2 separate regions of the Homo sapiens genome follow, and region 2 is linked to region 1. The links are chromatin loops, found by intact Hi-C in ENCODE. Cell type or tissue: endothelial cell of umbilical vein. All regions are shown on one strand. Links, peaks and the distances in the headings refer to the core of each region. The heading gives the core; the rest is flanking DNA.

The links. A loop is a pair of places that touch in the nucleus more often than their neighbours do. Peaks named below come from ENCODE experiments on the same cell type or tissue, not always from the same donor. Only the 100,000 strongest peaks of a DNase experiment are listed, where the experiment ranks them.
Region 2: it touches region 1 in a loop (4-fold over the local background); 5 of 110 quality-filtered maps call a loop at or near these places.

The regions. Positions count from the first base shown.
Region 1 is chr3:14,398,989-14,406,668 of GRCh38, reverse strand. It overlaps SLC6A6 (solute carrier family 6 member 6), which reads right to left and starts at 4,063. Exons shown (of 15, transcript NM_003043.6): 1 at 3,822-4,063. It overlaps LOC105376959 (a long non-coding RNA gene), which reads left to right and starts at 4,262. Exons shown (of 8, transcript XR_007095825.1): 1 at 4,262-6,008; 2 at 7,432-7,525. RefSeq lists silencers at 295-465, 3,740-4,269 and enhancers at 2,880-2,959, 3,030-3,089, 4,410-4,579, 4,590-4,639. In endothelial cell of umbilical vein, for the core only: a CTCF peak has its summit at 4,305; a DNase peak (open chromatin) is centred at 4,138; H3K4me3 peaks cover 2,344 bases; H3K27ac peaks cover 316 bases.
Region 2 is chr3:14,318,442-14,326,121 of GRCh38, reverse strand. No RefSeq gene overlaps it. Among named protein-coding and RNA genes, the nearest start is that of LINC01267, 30 kb to the left of the region's middle. RefSeq lists enhancers at 1,430-1,599, 2,589-3,182, 6,211-6,270, 6,291-6,600. In endothelial cell of umbilical vein, for the core only: no CTCF peak of the experiment used is centred there; no DNase peak of the experiment used is centred there; H3K27ac peaks cover 523 bases.

The DNA.
Region 1 (7,680 bases), core at 1,325-6,324:
AGGAAACTCCGCAGACCTGTCCAGGACTGGCATAACTCACCTAGAGACACTAGGGCTGTGTGCTCCAGGGAGGTCAAAGCCAGCAAGTTAATGGCCTGTGTACCGGTTAAATAGCATGTCCAGGCCTTCACCCCCATGTTTACAGAAAGAGTTCAGGGCAAGACTCATTGGTACAGAAAATGCTTAGTGGCTCGGTGACTCTCCGTCTCCTGGACCCCAGTTCCGTTCCTTACTCACCATCAGGGTTCTCCTGGGCTCCAGGCTTGACTGGCTTCTGCCCCACTATCCTTAAACCCAGTATGACTCCTGCTGCCATCAGGAGAAAGCCCAAACCCACTTACACAGCATTCAAGGCCCTCCGGCTGGCACGGTGGCTCACACCTATAATCAACACTTGGGAGGCTGAGGCGAGAAGATTGCCTGAGCCCAGGAGCTTGAGACCATCCTGGGCAACATAGTAAGACCCTGTCTCTATTTTTATATGTGAAAAAATAAAACGCCCCCCTCCCCACCATCTGGCTCCTATTCCTCTCTCCAGCTAGGACCCGGGGAACCTGTTCTACAAACATGCTTGGCTATTTCACGCCACTGTGCCCTTGTGGCTACTCTGCCCCCTGTGGAGAATGCCAGCCCATCCTGTTTCTCCACCCACAGACAATGGCAACTCCGACACTGTGTCCTCTAGGAAGCGAAAGTGCCTCCTGCCCACTACCCCACCCTCACTGCACACTCAGCTGCTCCTTGGGTCTTCTTCACTGTATCCTACGGATGGTAATGGCCATTGCAGTTACCACATGCTTCTACCTCTGGGACAGGAGCTCCTAGAAAGCCAACACTCTACCTTGAACCCAGTGCCAGCCCAGAGCTGACCTTAACCAAGGTCTATTAATCAACTAAATGAAGCACATTAAAAAAGCGCTCTCATTCTCACTTGAAGGCTTCCTTAGGCATTTCCAGATCCACAGCTCCTGCCCAGAACCCATAAATTCAAACGAACGCTCTGGCCAAGTTGGCAAACACAGGAAAATGAGATGCAGCCCCAAAGAATCTGACTCTTGCTCATGACCTTCTGCAGAAGTGGGGAATCAGCATGTACCTGCCAGGGTGGCCCTGGGATTTCAGGCCAACCCCAATTCCCAGGCAGACCCCCTCTGGCTGCAGCTAAGCTGCATTCTGGGGAGCCCTTATAATTTACTTCTCAGCTTTTTCTATATACGGGAATGTGTTCAATGACTCACAAGTTTCTTATCATTCAGGACTTTTGGAAAGACTTTCAGAGAAGTACACCTCCCAAATCCTTTGACAAACTGACAGGCGGACAAGTTCAGGTTAGAAAACAGAGTCCCCAGAGCCCGGACTGCCTTGTGGAGGGCTGACCCCTGCAGCAGAATGGGTAGCAGGGCTCAGGGGAAGGCACAAGGAAGGGAGAATGAGTAACTAGGGACAGAAGCAAGGTGCAAATGGGTCCCATAGGCTCACTTTCCTGCCCTAAGGACTGGGACACCTTTGTTCCTCATTTTCCCCAGGCCCCGGTTCAATTTCAACTCCCGAGGATATCAGTGACCAAAGCCCCATGGGGCCAAAACTCACAGCTGAGCTAGGGAAAACCTTTTGAAACTTAATTTTGTCCAGTCAAGGCAAAGTCCCTTAGGTGGCTCTCAGTTTGTCCATCTATAAAATGGGTACTGCTCACCAGGCCTCCAGACTCTGAAAAGCAGATGTGGTCCAATCACCACAGGTTGAGGTGACGGGAAGGAGGCAGGGGAGGATGATTGCAGCTGAGCCATGGGTTAGTACAAGGGTGTCCCCAAAGGACAAAGCCTCCAGAATGCACCTTGGCCCTTGCCATACACCACAGTGACCCAGGACCTCGTGACACCCTCTAATCAGCAGCTCTACAGCCGAGCCCGGCTTTACAGCTTACTACAAGCTTATTCAGCCTCATCTCCCTCAATCCCCTCAAGGACGTAGTGAGGCCGGCACTGGTGTCCTTGCTGCCCAGGCAGCCAAGCCGAGGCTCAAAGAAACCAAGGGAATCAACCAAGGTCACCCACCCATTAAAACAAAGCATAGGACTTAAATCAGTTCCCTGGGGACAAGCTCCTACCTCTGGTCCCTGGTTTACTCTATAACCAGTCTGCCCCACCCATTTTACAGGTAAGGAAACTGAGGCAGAAAAAGGGTTGCCCAAGGTCAACTGGGGGCTGAGCCAGGCCTAACACCTCCCACCATTCTACCAGTCCCACCCTGTTGGGGGTTCTTAGCCGTGCTAGGCCCCCTTTGGATCCTCTCCAACACCATCTTGATGAAATTCCTCCCCCACCCCACCTCCTCATGCCCACCCCACAATCCCTGGGTGACTCCCTGGTCGAGAGGGAGGCAGGTGGTTGCTAAGCACTCACCCGCTCTCTCTCTCATAAAAATAAACTCCTTCTGGCTAGGAGACTCTGGACAAGATCCCCTCCCTTCTAGCCAACAAAAAATTAAAAAGAAATTTTAAAAAGATCTCCTCAGTGACATTTACTTGAACGTCAGCTGTGCCAAAGCGGGGGCCAATTTAGTGAAGTCCAAATGGAGCCATGCGCCAGTAAACCTCAGCCCGAAGACCCTCCATTCAAGTGTCTGGGCAATTACTGAGCTGATTTATTTCCCCAGACAGGAAACGGGGGCCCAGGCTGCCTCCCAAGCTTTTGGGGCTGGTCCTGGGGATGCCGGGATCTGGCAGAGGCCCAACAGTGACCAAAATAGCCAGGCCGGTGGCCCTACCCGGCACACACCTCCCTGCCTGGGAGAGCTGCCCACAGGTCTCCTCTCCAGTCCAGGCTGAAGTCCAGGCTGAAGCTTTGAGGCTGTAGGAGGAGGTCCCTGGAATTCTCTCTGTGTGGCTTCCCTAGTGGGAGGGGGACGAGAATCTCCTACTCAAAAGAGGAACCCACAGAAGGAAGAGAAATAGTCTGGAGGGGGAAGTGTCCTGCTGGCCCTGCCGGCTGTCCACTACCCCTTGGCTGCCCCTCCGGGCCTTGGTCCCACCACTCAGGACTGCTGGACGCTGGCGCTGCCACCTGCACACCACCTATGGAGTGCATGCACCTATGGAGCCACGCTGCCCTATCACCTCTCCCCACTCAGCGCCGGCCCTGGAGAACCAGCTCTGGCCATTGGACCCTCTAGGCACCAGGGACACCCTCTTGGGTACAGCCGAGGACACACGAGTGCCCACAACCAGGGACCTGGAGACACAACCACACTCAGGGACACGCACGTGCACCTAGCCAGGGCCTGGAAGACGCAGCCCCCCACACACAGATTCATGCAGACACAAACGGGGACACACAAGAGCACACATCCAAAGACAGCACACTCAGGTATCACACACAGAGAGGCACACACACACAGCCCAGCACGCAGAGAATAACAGACATGCACCGGAACACACATGTGCACGCTGCTGGGGACACGGTGAAACAGTCACCCTCAGAAACACAGACACAGGGATACGGAGGCACATGTAGGCATCCTGACGGAGACAGGCACACAGATATGCCACACACACACACACACACACACACACACACACACACACACACACACTCTCCTGCCGCCCGCACCAAGAGCCGGAGCCCTTTTGCCGGGGAAACAATAACAGCCCCGCCAGCGGGACTGAGCAGGCGACTCTCGGTCCCTTCCGCGGTGGTGAAAGGGGCGCCGGATGGGCGCACGCGGAGGGGAGGAGGCCGGGACTGCGGCGACGCGGGGATGGGGAGGGGCTGCAGACGGCGGGCAGCGCCGGCTGCGCGCCCAGCTCCCGGTCCCTCCGGTACCTGGGGTGGCTGCGGCGCCGCCCGCGCTCTGCTCGGCTGTGCCGGGTTCCGCCGGCCGGGGGCTGCCTGCCCGCTCGCTCTCTGACCCGCTGGGTGAACGCTCCGCACTCCCTCTTGGCGCAGCTTGTCCTCTGGGCTTGCGGTCCTCGGGGCTCGGCGTTGGCGGCGGCGCGAAGGAAGCGGTAATTTATAAGCGGCTTCTTCCTGACCTCGCGTGTCTGTTGTCTGAGCAGGCAGCTCTCAGCATCACCCATCCTGCTGGGTGGAAAAATACCAGCTCGGCCGGGCCGGGGGCGGGGCCGGGGCGGGGCCGGGGCTTCCAGCCCCGCCCCAAGTGCGGACACACGCGCGCACACATACACATGCACACACATACACGCAAACACGCACGCGCGCATGGGCTCGGACACACAAAGAACCCGGGCTCGCCGAGCGCGCGCGCACACCCTCATGCCGCGCGGCGAACGTTCGTTGCCAGGTGCGGCAGCCCGCCCTGGGCGCCTCCTGCCTGCGGAAGAAGAGCAGGACAGACCCGACCCGACCCGCCTAGTCCTTTCCTTCACAGCAGCCTCCAAACTCCACCGCTCGCCTCTTCCGCCAGGCTCCTAGGATGAGGCCCAGGGCTCCTGGAGCAGCCAGGTGCAAACCAGACCGGGCTCGCACTCCACTGCGTTGCCCTGGGCGATCGTCCACGTTCTGGGAGACTCGGTATGCCCCGGGAGGGTGGCCTGAGCTTGTGGTGTGAAGCCAGGTACAGAGCTCCAGAATCCTGGCCTTGCCATGGCTGTGTGACCCTGGGCAAGTGACTCAATTTCTCTGCCTCAGTGTCCTCATCTATAAAATGGAAAGGAAAATAGTAGCGCTTGTCTCCTCCGGCTGTTATGAAGATCCAAGGTTAACAGCGTAGAGAACTCGGAACGCACCCGGCATCTAGGAAGTGCCAAGCCAGTGTCAGCTAATGTGACTATTTTTAAATGGAGATGGGGAGTGTGCCATTATTCTTGTCCTTATTTGAATGAACGGGCCCTCAGGGACCATTTTCCACTGCCCCGCCCTGGCAGCATGAGAGGGAAACGCTGTGAGAACCCCGAACCCCAGCCTTCTCCTGTCCCTCTCTCTCTCTCTCTCTCTCTGCACCTGGGAGGCGGGGAGGAGAGAGCCGATCCTTCCACCATTTACACGGAGAATGAAAGAAGAAATACCGGCCAGGCGCGGTGGCTCATGCCTGTAATCCCAGCACTTTGGGAGGCCGAGGGGGCAGATCACCTGAGGTCAGGAGTTCGAGACCAGCCTGGCCAACATGGCGAAACTCCGTCTCTACTAAAAGTACAAAAATTAGCCTGGCGTGGTGCCGGGTGCCTATAATCCCAGCTACTCAGGAGGCTGAGGCAGGAGAATCCCTTGAACCCGGGAGGCGGAGGTTGCAGTGAGCCGAGATCACGCCACTGCACTCCAGCCTGGGTGACAAGAATGAGTCTCAAAAAAACAAAAAAGAAGAAGAAGAAGAAATACCACACAGGTCCGACCAAGAGCTGCCCCCACTCAGGCCAGGATCCCTGCCTGGAAGGGCTCTGCAGCCACTCTCCCTGTACAGCCCCAGGATGCTAAGGAGCATCCCGAAGTGACACTGGCTCTCCCTGGAGGCCCCTGCCATCGGACTCCAACCTGACCTTCCAGTGGGTGCTCCTCATACTGGCTCCAGCCAAGACAGACGAGGACCACTGGGCACATGCCCTTCCTTGCCTTCCTGTCACCCTTCCCACCCTTCTCTGCGGGCCCCGGGTGGCCCCTTCCTCCAGGAAGCACCTGGGGATCAGCAGTGCCTCTAGGGTCCCAGTGGCCCACGTGACATCTGCTTCTGGCCACCTGAGCACTCTCCTTTGAGTTCAGGGTCACTGTACCCTTTTATAGGTGAGCAAACGAAAGCTGAGGAAGAGGAGTGACTGGGTCTCCCACATCCCTCTGCTTCAGCTATGAGGTTCCCTCATGAACTGCAGGAATAGACGTCAAGCAAAAACTCCTCAGACGCCCTGTGCATGTGTGGTCGCACAGGGCACAAAGACTGAAGCAAAGGGGCAGGTCCTAGCGTGGGGAGGGGACTCCAGGATTGAAGTTTGAACCAAAAGGAGGCTTTGACTAAGCCACGAGCAGTGAAGCCGGCAGGAGAGGAAGCAAGTTCTAGCAGAGGTGCCTGCCGTGCGAAGGCCTGAGAGCAAGGTTGTTGGTGGCAGGGCTGAGCTTGAGGGTCTGAGAGAGTGAGCAAGGGCAGTGGCTGTGGGAGGAGGGAAGAGTTGTGTGTTCAGAGCTGCAACTTGGAAAGGCCCATGGGATCCTTTGACCTCCAGGTAGGCCAGCGGAGCCTCATGCAGGTAGTGCCAGCGCAAGACACACGAGTGAACCATCTATCCAGTTACCAGCTCCATGAGGGATGGGATCTGTTCTTTTGCCTCCATCAACTCCTGGAGTCTATCATAGGCCTGACACACAGTAGGTACTCAATAAGTGTTTGCTGCATTTATTTTAACGTACTTTTCTTTTTTTTCTTTTAAAACGGAGTTTCGCTCTTGTTGCCCAGGCTGGAGTCCAATGGCGCAATCTCAGCTCACTGTAACCTCCGCTTCCTGGGTTCAAGTGATTCTCCTGCCTCAGCCCCGCTAGTAGCTGGCATTACAGGCATGCGCCACCACGCCTGGCTAATTTTGTGTTTTTAGTAGAGATGGGGTTTCTCCATGTTGATCAGGCTGGTCTCAAACTCCCAACCTCAGGTGATCTGCCTGCCTCGGCCTCCCAAAGTGCTGAGATTACAGGCGTGAGCCACCGTGCCTGGCTTTAACTTACTTTTCTTTGGCACTTAACTATGTACCCTGCACAGTTAAATGCATTTTAATAAGTTAACCCTTTTCATCCCGACAACACCCCTATGAGATTGGTACAATTATTTCTTCCGTTTTATAGAAGGTAAAACCGAGCCACAGAGAAGTTAAGTAACTTCCCCAAGGTCACTCAGCTGGCAGATAGTAGAGCTGGAATTCAAACCTAGGCCACCTGGCTCCAGAGGTTACAATCTTGAATGAGGGGATTCTGGGTGGGCGATTGCCAGACAAAAAAACCCAGCCCCAAGGAGAGAAAGGAGGAGAAGGAGGCAAGAAGAGCCCCAACCTCAGCCCCAGGGAGAGGTGGCAGATGAGGTGGAAAAGGGATGGTCAGACCGGAGAAGGGGCCAGGAGGAGCCAATGCCAAAGCTAGAGGCATGCACAGGGTGGAGAGAGCTCAGTGCGGGAGGCCACAGACCCTAGCTCCACCTCAGCCCTGTGGCTTCCCAGTTGTGTGACTTGGGCCTGCAGGCCTGCTCTCTGAGCCTCAGTTTCCTCATTGTAATATGAGATAAAATACACCCTGCCTCAATGAGCCATTCTGAGGAGAGGAGAAGTCTCGAACTGGAGGCCTTAAACCGAATCCAGCTCCCAGATGTGCTTCTTTGGCTGTCACTGAGCTTTAATGTGTTTGGAGTTAATTTTTATGAATAAAAGCTTGGAAGATTTCACATTTAAAAAATCTGGCCAGGCTGGGCAACAAAGTAAAATTCCATCTCTATGAAAATTTTTTTTAGAAATTCGCCGGGTATGGTGGTGCATGCCTATGGTCCCAGCTACTCAGGAGGCTGAGGCAGGAGGATCACTTGAGCCCGGGAGGTGAAGGCTGCGGTAAGCTATGACTACACCACTGCACTCCAGCCTAGGTGCGAGAGCAAGACCCTGTCTCCAAACAACAACAACAACAACAAAATCTGAATGCCTGGTTTATCTTGAAATATGGCAAAATGGGGCCACCCAGGCCCATTAACCCCCTGTCTACAATG
Region 2 (7,680 bases), core at 981-5,980, 80 kb after region 1:
GCTTTTTACATTTAGATCCATTTCAAATTGATTTTTGAATCAATTGCAGCAGTTGACATATATATTTTTTTCTATATCTATGTCTCATTGTTTCAGCACCATTAGTTGAAAGTGCTTTCCTTGGCCAGGCATGTTGGTTCATGCCTGTATGAGCCAACAGCTCCCACTTCCTTTTGGGAGGCTGAGGTGGGAGGATCACTTGAGGCCAGGAGTTTGAGACCAGACTGGCAACATAACAGGACTCTGTCTCTACAAAAACAAAAAAATTAGCCAAGTGTGGTCGTATGCACCTGTGATCCCAGCAACTTGGGAGGCTGAGGCAGGAGGATTGCTTGAGCCCCAGCAGTTGAGGCTGCAGTGATCATGATTGTCTCAAAAAGGAAAAAAAGTGCTTTTATTACCCTATTGATTTGACTTAATTTGCTTTGACTTATTGTTTTAAAATTATTTTTTAGTGGTTATAATCTTCTGTTGTATTTATATTTCACATTTGAAAAAAGGCTGCCCTCTCAGTGCCACCTCTGTGCAGATATCATGCTCAGGGCTGGGGAGAGTGTGGTGTTATGACAGCCCCTCCCTGGCCCTGTGGAGCTGACAGTCCAGCAATGAGACTGAGATTGCTGAGTCAAATAATGAGGTGGATATGGTTTCTCCCTCATGGAGGAGAAATTAATGGAAACCAATTGCTAGACGTGTGCCGAGGGAGGCCTTCCCAGGGAATATGTTAATGTGAATAAGATCTGAAGGTCTTAATGGACCACAAGCTCGAGACCTTCCTCCTGTACATCTCAGACCCTCTCCTCTGTTCTGTCTTGTTTTGGGATCTTTGGCTCATCTTTGAGAAAGGGTCAGAGCAGACAGAGAAAAATCTAGAGGTGGCTACAGAGCAGGGAGAGGGCTGGAGGTCCTGTCCTATGAAGAGCGGGAGACAGGTAGCTCTGAGGTCCAAAGGGCAGAGCCAGGACATTCCCATCTTCTAGATAGGCATAGGCAGGCAGACCTCAGCTCTAAGCAGGGAAGTTTTACCTGGGCATGCACTGTTCAACATCTCTATAGGATTCCAAGGGAGAGAGAGGTTTGTCCTGAACCTCAAGTCCCCTCTTCATTATGGTGTATTATTTGAAGGCTTTCCGAGGCTTCCAGTCCTCCACACCAAGTTCCTCTGACAATAATGGCCACCTTTGCCCTTGAGCTCTGTGGCCACTAGTCAAGGCCCTCAGATAGGGACCTGGCCCTTCCAGGCTATTTACTGGAAGGACGCTTTGGTTCCCCTTCACGCCCAGCAGCAGAGTGGGAGGACCCAAGAAAGCTCTGCGGAATGCGCCGCCAGCCCCTTGGCTCTGTCTGGAATTTCACGGGGACATTTTGCAGTCACTAAACTTAGCACCAGTGCCTATGGCTTCTGGGTAGGCCCAGGCATGCCAGGGGCTAAGAATGAATCACAGAGTGAGTTGTCAGGAAAAAATGTGATGGGCTGGGCTCTGGGGACACGTTTTACTGTGGGCAGGGGGCACGGTCCTGAGAGGGAGTCTCTGGGACCCCTGGGACTCCTGGGATCTCTCCCATCCTGTTCTCCTTGGCCCAGAGATGCAGCCCTTACCCCAGAAAAGGGTCTATGCTCCATGCTTTTGGGGCTGGGGTGTCTGGTCTATCATGTATTCCACAAATATTTATTGAGGGCCTACTATGTGTCAGCCACCCTGCCAACCCCTGAAGATTCTGTGGGGAATTTGGCAGACGTCGTCTTGCCCTATGGAGTTTAGATTCTCCTGGGGAGGACAGATGGGTTCAGACCAAGGGGGCTACGGGAGCTGAGAGGTGGAGTCCCAGGCAGGGGAAATCGAGGGGAGATTCCTGGAGGAGGCGTCTAAATGGAGACCTGGAGGTGGAGGAAGAGCTCAGCTGGGGAAAGGAAGGAAGGGTGGTTCAAGCCCTTGAGGAACTAGGAGCGGTTCCCTGACACCCGGCCCAAATGCTTCCCACCCTACCATGATGCCATTTGGACTTTTCGCCTGTTTCCTGGAGACTACGTCACATGAGAGAAAGAGGCCACTCTTAGGGGTTGGGCAGACTTGGTCTGGAATCCAAGCTCCCACTTTCTGTGTGACCCACAGTAAGCCAGCCTGCCTCTCTGAGCGTCAGTTTCCTCTTCTGTACAATGGGGGTAATAACGGGTCCTCCTTCCAAGGGCCAGAGTGTACCTAAGTGAATGTGCTGGGCACAGTGTCTAATGCTCTGCAGATTGTCGGTAAAGGGAGCTCTTCCAACCTGGCCTGCAGTTCCCATCCTCCATCAGTCTGTGAGTGCTGCCCCTTCTCCAAAGCCCTACCCAGGGACTGGCCCAGGAAGGCAGTGATACATGCTGCTGGGGCCAGGAAGCTTTGTTTTTCATGTAGTCCCGGGGCTGTGGCTTGGGAAGAAACGCCAGCTACGTGGGGAGGGTTGCCCAAGTGCCTGGATTGAAACCCTCGTCCCCTCACCAGCCCCGCCTGCCTCCCGGGGGGACAAAGAGAAGGTCAGCCTCTCTTCTGTGGCCAGCAGCTGTCAGTGACAGGACCCAAGTGCTGCCCTTGGTTTCTTTCTTCTATGCGGATGTGGCCCTGGTGGCTGCCAGCCCTCAGATGGACAGGAACAGCTTTCCGCTGCCCTCACTCCAGGGACGCGTATGCACCACTGACCCACATCTGCCAACCAGTCCCACAAGATTATGCAGGCAAGGGCAGGGGTCTGGGAGCCCCATTCCTGTCCTGTCTGCCTGTTTCAGGAGCTTCTCCAGGCCTGGGGGGTGGGGGATAAACCCCACCCAATGCTTGACCTCTTCCTGGACTGCCAGCCTCAGGAAATCCTGCCTATAATTTGTCACACATTCCCTTGGGGCTGCTAAGCTTTTATTTTTAGGATTTATTGAGCACCTCCTGTGTGACCCAGGGTCATCTCATGAATTACTCTACCCCATAACCTGGGGGCAGGGTCATCCCCATGGTTTAAAGACAGGGGATCATGGTGCAGAGAAGTGAGGTGGCCGCCTGAGGTCACACAGCCAGGAGAGGGTAAGCTGGGAATGGAATCCAGCCTGCTGACTCCGAAGCTCACTGACGCCAGGAAAGGACTCTGAACTCAGCAAGGGAACCCCTACCTGTTACAGACGAGAAAGCTGAGCAGCAGGGGGAAACTGTCAGCAGCCATGGGTGGCAGAGCCCGAGTTTGAACCCGAGCCTGTAAACTGAGACCAAGGACTCTAAGGGGACAGAGCCAGGTTGCCTGCAGGGTCTAGCAGTGGATACGGGCCAGATCTTGGACTCTGGATAATCCAGTTCAAATTCCATCTTGCCCTAGCACCGTGCAGCACACACAGTGAACGTGCAGTAAACATGGTAGAGTGGATGAAAGCGAGGCGGGAGTGAGGACGACCTTGTGAGTGCCCTTGATCTGGGTGACCAGAATGACACACTAATGAGCCAGGCTGCCTGGAGCTCTCTTATCTTCATATTCAAATGGCACCCCCCCTCCCCACCAATTCCTCTGGCCATGGTTGATTGGGTTAAGGGTTGGCACCAACTGGGTCAATCACAGTCCACCCTCCCTGGCCATGGAAGAGTGGCCCAGGCATAGACAATCTAAACTGGGCCAATGAGTCTCAGCCCAGGAATGTTTTTTTTAAAACTTGGGACACAGAAGGTTGAGTTCAGAGCCTATAAAATACAAAACTCAGGGGCCAGAGGCAACTATGTTTCCATTTATGTAGCAGCAGTGACGGTGACAGCAATAGTCTCCATTAGGATGGCTTTCTCCTGCAAGTCAGAACAAATCTGTCCCTCAATGGCTTAATAACTAAAGTTATATTTTCCTCATGTGACAAGACATCTAGAGACAGGTGACCACAGGCATTGGTTCGGCCACTCAATGAGGTTAGAACTGGAATTTTGTGGTTTTCTTGCCTTTCTCTTATGGGTATAAGATGGCTGCCTCTGCTCCAGTCATTACATCTGCATTCAAGGAAGGATAAAAAGGGGAAGGGCTAGGCCAGTTGTGTTCGACATTTTTTTTATCAAGGATACAAAAACTTTCCCAGAACTCATAGCAGGTGTCTGCTTACATCTCATGGCTGAGATGGTGAGGCTGGGAAAGAGCATCCTGCTGAAGAAAATCAGGGATTTTATTTTATTTTATTTTATTTTATTTTATTTTATTTTATTTTATTTTATTTTATTTTATTTTATTTTATTTTATTTTAGACAGGGTCTGGCTCTGCAGCCCAGGCTAGAGTACAGTGGTGCAATCATACCTTACTGCAGCCTCAACCTCTTGGGCTCAAGTGATCCTCCTATATCAGCCTCCCAAGTAACTGGGACCACAAGCATGCCCCACCATACCTGGTTAATTTTTTCATTTTTTTGTAGAGGTAGGGTCTCGCTCTGTTGCCCAGGCTGGTTTCCAACTCCTGGGCTCAAGTGGTTCTCCTGCCTCGACCTCCCAAAGTATTGGGATTACAGGTGTGACCCACTGCAGGGCTCGGCCAGGGCTCTTTTAAATGAGAAGGGATGCTAGGTGGGCAACCACCTGCCTCTGTCCTGTGGCAGTCTTCAAGGAGTAGCGATAAGGGATGGGGAGAGGCTTGTGGTGACATCTGGGTGGCTGATTCTAGATTTTGGCCCAAACTTTCCCTTGGATTCTGTGATTCCTTAAACACTACTTTTGGGCTAAGGTGGTGTAAATGGGTTTCCACACTAGCTCAAGAACTGCTCTGGATGCCAGGCCCATTGGCCCCTTCTGAGGACGGTGGCTGCCTAGGAATCTGTGCCCATCAGGGGCCATGATTTGGGTCATGATCTGGTCACCATGCCAACAGTGGGTGGCCCAGTAACCTAGGACCCAGGACCTGGCAAAATGACAGTCTCCTCTCATGGAGGGAAATGCAATGGGGTAGCCCAGCCCCAGGCTTCCCAAAGACAAAGGAAGAGGTCTCCAAAATGTGCCAATGTGCTGGGTGGCAGACAGCAGCCACTACCCACTCTGGTGGAACAAGAACTGTGAGAGACTAAAAGGGCCTCTCCGGGGAATGCAGGAGATGGGGCCACGCTCAGTTCTGTGAGATCATGTCAATCTTGGTGCTCCAGGCAGAATTGGCTTCATATGGGGATAACAGACTATAGAATTTGATGACCTGGGTCCAAAGCCTAGCTCGTGCAGAGTTAGCTCTCTGAACTTCAGTTTCCCCACCTGTCAAATGCGGCCAATAATAGTTCCCATCTCTGTTGGAGATTTAATGAAATGTAGTAAAGCACTTGGCATACTGTCTAGAACATGGTAAGTGCTTAAGAAATAGCAGTAGTTTCAGTAGTTTTCTAAAAAATTGTTTTTGTTTTAGAGACGGGGTCTTGCTATGTTGCCCAGGCTGGACTCAAACTCTTGAGCTCAAGTGATCCTCCTGCCTCAGTCTTTCGAGTAATTGGGACTAGCGGTGGGTAATAAATAATAGTTTTAATATTATGATTATCATAGGCCCTCAGGAAACATTTGTTAAAAGGAAGTAAAAATAAATTAGGTCCCAACATTAGCCTTGTCACAGCTTGGGGTCACAAATATGGACATGGTAGGGTGTTGCTGGGCTGGGCAGGAAGCAGTTAGTATTCCCCAGCTCTCCTGGGTAGGCTCTGGCTGAGGGCAGCACGATGACTTCACAGGCAGATGTTCCCTGTCTCCTCTTTCGGATGAATGACGGGCAGCATTTGCCACCATAACATGCTTCTGGAGGAGCTGCTGGACTGCCCCACATGGCACAGGCCAAGAAAAGAGCCTCTTGACAGCTCTACTCCAGTATCTGAAATGCACCAAACAGCCCTCCAGAAAGACCTCCTCACATTCTCTGAGCAAAAGGCACCACTGCTCAATCAGAAACATGGACTCTGTCCGCGATGCCTCCTCTTTTCTCATTCCACTTCCAATCTATCCCAAGTCCCACGACTTTACCCCAAAGAGCTCTCTAGTCTGCACCCCTGTCTCTGATTCATCACCCAACATCCATCAGGTTGGCAGCTGTAACAAACAGTCCCAGGTCTCAGGGCTCAACACAAGGAAGGTTTGTCCTTTTCAGCACAGTCCAATGCAGTGAATGGTGAGTCTCTGCTCCATACAGTCATTCAGCAACCCAGGCTCCTTCCAGCCAGTGGCTTTGCCACCCCTCAGGCCTTGGAGTTCTGCATTGGACCCTCTGCAGGAGGCAAGCGGGAAAGAGAAACAGCCCAGAGGATTGTATGGGAGAGTTTCCTTGGCCAGGGCAGGAAGTTCCTTACATCACTTCTGCCCACATTCTATTGGCCGGAACTAAATCACATGGTCCTACCTCACTGCAGAGGAGCCTGGGAAATGTAGTCCAGCTGAGTGCCCAGGAGAAAAAGGAAGTAAGGCAAACACACAGCATTGTCTCTCCAGAAACATGCTTGTCCACATCCCCTTCATCTCTTGCCTGGTCTCCTTGAATTTGTTTCGGCTCTCTCCCGACTCTTCTCCAAAGAGCAGCCAGAAGGATGTTTTCCAAGACCAGAATCTGATCATAGCCTTTGTCTGCTTCAAACCCTCCCATGATTTCCCACTGCTAATAGGATACAGGCCAGCTTCCTTCCCAGCTAAGTTACGTGTGAACTGGCCACTGCTGACCCCTCCACACCCAGTTTTTCCCAGTTAAAAATCTCCCCGTTTTTCAGCTTGAGAACGTTGGTGATTTTCTTATTCAAGGTTTGCTCATTCAACAGAAATAATATATATGTATTTTTAATTAAGGTGTTCTAGGAGATCTTTTGAAGAGTTATGTAAATATAATATGAGAATGTGTTTGGGATTTTTTTTTTTTAGAAACTCAAGCCTTCTGAGTTTAGAAACTCAGGCCTTCTTTATTTCTAAAAGAAAAAAAATTTTTTTTTTTTCCCCTCAGACTAGGTAGGGTCAAATTGTGTCTCTGAAGTTCCACAGCAAACATTTGAACAATACATCTCCAGGCCTTGCTGTTCAAAGCCCCTTGCAATCAAATCTAATCTTAACCCAGCTTCCCAGCTGCAGGTGGTGATGTGTTGGTGAACTGGCTCTCTGGAGGGGGAAAAAAATGTTCTGACTTGTAGAGTCTGCCGATTTCCATGGTGCAAATACTTCCACAGTGGCAGATTTCAAGCTCCCAGGGTGACATTGTCAAATGCAGCATTGGAAGAGAGATGCACAGTTGGCTCTCATCAGCCAGTAGGACCAGCCCAGAGACTCTGACACTGAGATAATCTGGAAATTCCCATTATGCTGATGAGTTAACTCGGGCTTGATGAGGTTATGTAATTTGCCCCAGATCACACAGCCACAGAGTGGCTAAGCCAGGATTCAAACCCTGCCTGTATGGATCCAGCCTTTGTATTTAAGCACCTTAGTTTCCTGCCCTTTCCTTCTTTCTCTTCCTAACCAACTCCTGTTCATTCCTCGAAGCCCTGCTCAAGAGCCCTACTCACCTCTCTGAAGCCCTCCCTGACTTCTGGAAGACTTATTATGCCAAATAATGTTTAGATATGATATGATAGAGAAAGAAGTTGGGGTGGAAAGGAGATTTTCTGGGGAGCTGAAGAGAGAGAAGTTGGGGGAAAAGAGTGGGAGATGATGGAACAGAAAGCAGAAAACAGGAAAAAAAGAAAAGCAGCAAAGGAG